2 separate regions of the Homo sapiens genome follow, and region 2 is linked to region 1. A link is an interaction called in ENCODE POLR2A ChIA-PET data of the cell type or tissue named here. Cell type or tissue: A673. All regions are shown on one strand.

Evidence for each region. ChIA-PET counts read pairs that join two places held together with the same protein. Peaks named below come from ENCODE experiments on the same cell type or tissue, not always from the same donor. Only the 100,000 strongest peaks of a DNase experiment are listed, where the experiment ranks them.
Region 2: POLR2A ChIA-PET joins it to region 1 with 7 read pairs; 4 of 35 experiments call an interaction of 5 or more read pairs at or near these places.

Annotation. Positions count from the first base shown.
Region 1 is chr5:154,054,383-154,056,882 of GRCh38, reverse strand. It overlaps MFAP3 (microfibril associated protein 3), which reads right to left. Exons shown (of 3, transcript NM_005927.5): 3 at 1-2,500. Among named protein-coding and RNA genes, the nearest start is that of MFAP3, 17 kb to the right of the region's middle. In A673, no CTCF peak of the experiment used is centred here; a DNase peak (open chromatin) is centred at 1,482.
Region 2 is chr5:154,163,058-154,165,557 of GRCh38, reverse strand. No RefSeq gene overlaps it. Among named protein-coding and RNA genes, the nearest start is that of GALNT10, 26 kb to the left of the region's middle. In A673, no CTCF peak of the experiment used is centred here; a DNase peak (open chromatin) is centred at 1,237.

The DNA of each region.
Region 1 (2,500 bases):
AGATATTTCTATCAAGGTAATTGGTAGAAAATATAAATGCGTGCTGGCCCTGACTCAAGAATTAAACCATCGTAACATATACATACACAATTTGGAGGACAGGCAGTTATCAAACAGTCTATAAACTCAAGTGGGGCATCAGCTCAATTAATACCTGTCTATCTGGCTTCAGCTGGTAAGGAATCATAAAGATGTTCAAATTTTGATTTTTGGTGAATGTATTTCACAAAGCTACCATTTCATAAGGACAATAAGGTTCACTATATCACAATACACGACAAAATTTACAAATGAGATGACAGCTATTTTAAATACATTTTGTAAAGGCATTTTCCACTAACTATAAAATCCAGTGAGACAAAAAGATAATTACACTATAGTTACCATCAAGACTTTTAGACTGTAGTTGAAGTTCAAAAGGTTGATTTAAAAAAAAGATAACATGAGGCTTAATTATATATGAAGAGTATTTGATTAGATACAGAAAACATTAGTAAGTGTGGTTTTCTTCCTCTTGAAAACTAGCTTTACGAAGTAATACCAACTCCAATTAAATTTTGACCTACTTTAATTCCTCATCAATGGCACCATAAGCTGGTACACTCAAAGTAAACCAGTTACTTTGGCCACCAAATTAGGCCACCTCTGTTTCTAAAATAACTAGGATACAACGGAGTAGCATGCATTTAGTTACTATACAGTATCGTGCAAACTTACAGACTTTAAAAACATTTCCTCCATTTTTCCAAAGTTCTGTTTCTTAGGACTTTGATTTTAAACATGTCTACCTTAGGGTTCTAAATAATAATGTCTCCTATGAGAACATGTGGGGTAAAACCATTCTCTAATTTGACAAGCTATATTCTAAAAGATTACTGCAAACCTGCTATGTTAGGACAGGGTTGAAAGTACTATCTGAAATCTGAGGGATGTTTAGAGGACTGACCCCCAGACAAGGGATTTAAAATGTTTTTTGGCCAGGCACAGTGGCTCATGCCTGTAATCTCAACACTTTGGGAGGTAAGGCAGGAGGATCATTTGAAGCCACAAGTACAAGGTCAGCCTGGGCAACAAAGTGAGACCCCCATCTCTACAAAAAATAAAAAAAAATTAGCCAGGAAAGGTGGTGCACACCTGTAGTCCTAGCTGCTTGGGAGGCTGAAGCAGGACGATCGCTTGACCCCAGGAGTTGGAGGCTGCAGTGAGCTATGATCTTGCCACTGCACTCCAGTCTCAGTGGACAGAAAAAAAATTTAATTTTTCCAGAGAAAAGGGAAGGGAAAAAGTGTTCCATAATCTAGGATATGTTCAAGAGCCTTTGCTCTTATAGTCAAATATATAAAAACAATTTTCCTTAAAGAAATACCAGTCTATGAGCCAAGGCAAGCTTTGGCTAAATGATTGGTTAGCTTTTATTTGGCTCTAGAGGTTTCCATGGAAACAGCCTGAGAGACAGAAAAGGCAGCATTATCATCTTTATCCATGATGCCATCTGATAAAACTGCACATTGATTCATTCATGCTATTCAGAGCAGATGTATTACTTCTGATAAGCCTGGACAAAGGGAGGCATGAGTTTTATCCCGTCACGCTTTGAATTTCCTGTCTTCCCCTGTTTGAAACCTTAAATTAAAATCCTGATAAAACCTCCTCTGAACATTTCCCTCAGGAGCCTCTAGCTGAAGTAATGCTTCAATAATCAGAAGTCATATGAAGAAACGTGAAGCCCCAAATGGAGCTCCACTGCCAAGTTCTTAAAATTATATGGCACCACGCTTCCTGTAGCTGAAGAAATTGTTCTGAAGAGTATTTACAATTCCATTATATCAGATCTCAGCCAGGCAAGAAATGTCATCATAAGTGTTTATTATATACAGTTGAAGCAGGTGGCATCATCCATCATTTTTCTTCCTCTTGATGTCTAGATCAGTTGTGTGTGTATTTTAATATAGTAACACACCCTCACAATTATCTAATCTTATTTCAGGTTAGTGCTTCTTGGAAAGGCTACAAAAGCAGCCATAGCTCAGAATTATGTATCTGAAGTAAACAAAAATAAAAACCTCAACAACAAAATATTAACCAAACAAACAAGATAAAGACGCATGCAACCTATAGCACCATACCTAAGACCACAAAGGGCAGGAGGGTTGACAGAGGTCTTAAGAGGAATCCAGTTTTGGGTTTTCTCCTAGGATGAGATCCCAAATATAGAACCTATTTGTAGAGTCCAATACTTTTAAAAAGGGAAAGCCTGAGAAATTCTGTTAACAGAAATATGAAAATCCATGATTTTCCAGAAGACAGATGATTTGACACTGTTCTTATTCTAAAAGCATCAAAGACGTTATACCTTAGAAATAAACTGCTCACTTTGGAAGATCAGTTAGGCAATCCCTGCCAACCTCAATGAACTAAAATGATATCTCAGTAAGTTAAAAATATGATACACCCCCACCAAGGACCAATTTACTCATGGAAAGTAGTTTACAGAGCAGTT
Region 2 (2,500 bases), 110 kb before region 1:
TAAGGGCATTGAATCTATCTCTTTAGGCACCTGCCATTTTTGCTCTTCAAATGACACTTTTAAGAATGGTGGCCATCTGTTGAGCACCTCCCATGAGCCAGACACAGTGCTAAGAACACCACATGCGTAACCTCAAATGTTCATAAGCATAAAATTACTAGTTCCATTTTACAGATGACAAAAATGAGGCACAGGGTGGTTAAGTGACTTGCCCAGGTCTGTGTGACCTAAAATCCATAACTGGGTTGGAGGGGAGAATAACGCAATGAATATAGACACTGGATCAGACCCCCTGGTAATGAATCAAGGCTTTGGCTCTTACTAGTTGTCAAAAGGGATGCTATAACTTTTCTAAGCCTTAGCTTTTCTCTTTATAAAATAGAGATAATAATAGCTGGGAGTGTGGCTCACACTTGTAATCCCAGCACTTTGAGAGGTTGAGGAGGGTGGATCACTTGAGGTCAGGAGTTTGAGACCAGCCTGGCCAACATGGTGAAATCCTGTCTCTACTAAAAATACAAAAATTAGCCGTGTGTGGTGGCATGTGACTGTAATCCCAGCTCTTCGGGAGGTTGAGGCAGGAGAATCACTAGAACCTGGGAGGCAGAGGTTGCAGACAGCAGAGATTGCACCACTGCATTCCAGCCTGGGCAACAGAAAGAGGCTCCGGCTCAAAAAAAAAAAAAAAAAAAAAAAAAAAAAAAAGATGGAGGGCGGGGATAATAATAATACCTATTTTAAAATTTGTAGTAGGCAAAATAATGGTCCCGCAAATATGTCTACATCCTAATCTTTGGAATCTTTGAATATGTTACCTTACGTGATCAAATGTAAGCATGAATGTAAAGGTGCTTTGCATGTCAATAATAACAATAATAGTAATAATAATTATTACAATTATATGCCAGACACTGTTCTAAAGAGAATCATTGAGAATGTGACAGAATCCGCCAAATGTCACCCTCCCATCCAAAAGACCCCTCCTAGCCAAATTTCCTGTGGAAGATGTTCTCTCAACCATTCCTTTCCTCTTCCCTGGACCAGAGATGAAATAACTCACAGGCAGCTCTCCAGATGAGAGGAAAATGAAGAAGGTAGTGCTTATTACAACATAAAAAGGACCAGGCTCTGTTTACTCAGATTGGGAAACAGATTCTAGGAACAATGTGTCTGCTCCAATGTAATTATCCTGTAAGTGGTCGGCATTTTACTCAGCTCCAAAACTCATGAAGAGGCTTCAAAGAAGTACCCTGGGGACTGTTTTATCAAAAGGGACTTAAGAAGGGGTAAAGTTTTGAGATCAAACTAAGCTCTTAATTGAATCAGCAAAAACTGAAAAAATTTTGAAAGGGAGTTTTGTGCAACAGCAGGAAAACATTTTGGATATGCAGACTGAAAAGAAAAGAGAGAAACAGATCCAGATACCTGGCAGAATATCTCTGCACTGTTGGCTAGTGTTAGTGAGAGGAGAAAGAAATGAAGTTACCGGAATCATAAACCCCTAGCTTGGAAGAAACATGAAGCTTCCATCTGTTTCATCCTTTTCACTTAATTCACTTACATTTAATTCAACATATCCATTCATTCATTTTTCAATAAATACAGACCAAGCACCTGCTAAGTGCTGCTGTGTTACGTGGTGGGGACGCAATGGAGAACACAACACAGTCCTTCCTTCCAGGAGCTTAGGGTGCTCCAGCTCCCACATACCCATTTTAGCAGGAAGTCTCTAATCCTACCATCTCCCCACCCCCATGCTCCACTTACTTTTCCACAAAATCTCACGGGGCTTAGCAGGAGAGCCAGTGCTTATACTCCAGCCTATTTGCCTTTAGAACCAGATGAGTTTGGGATTCAGAAGGCCAGACCCTGGTCCTGTTTCTGCCTCCTAGTCTCAACATGATCTTGGAAAAGAAAATTCTATTCATATGTGGAGGAAACTGAGCTCAGGGAAGGCTTTCCTCCTCTTGCTCCCCCAACCCCCATGTTGTGTTCAAATCTTGGCTCCCCTACCCACAAGCTGTGTGCTCATAAGCAAGTTGCTTAACCACTCTGTTCCTCTGTTTCATCATGTGTAAAATAGGATGTTGGAAGTCTTTGTTAAAATAAATGTATGTGAAATGGTTAGAATAGAGTCAAGTATATAATAAACATTTAATAGACATTAACCATTATTATTAGAGCACTGTGGACCTGTGGATCATTTTTTTCATAGTATTGATCACTGTTTGATATTACATATTTTAGTGATTATTAGATTTAATCTGCCTCCCCTCATTAGACTATAAACTCTGTAAGGGCTGTTTTACCTAGTCTCAACAGCTACTTCAGTGATAGGCACATAATAGGAGCTCAATAAATATTTGTTTAATGGGTTAATGAATGAATGAATTTCTTCCCCAACCCATCTCAGATTGCAGAGGAAAGAAGAATCTGAAGGGCTGCCAGAGCATCTGTTCCCGGAGGTTTTTTCAAACAAGTTCCAACAGCTGTTTGTGCT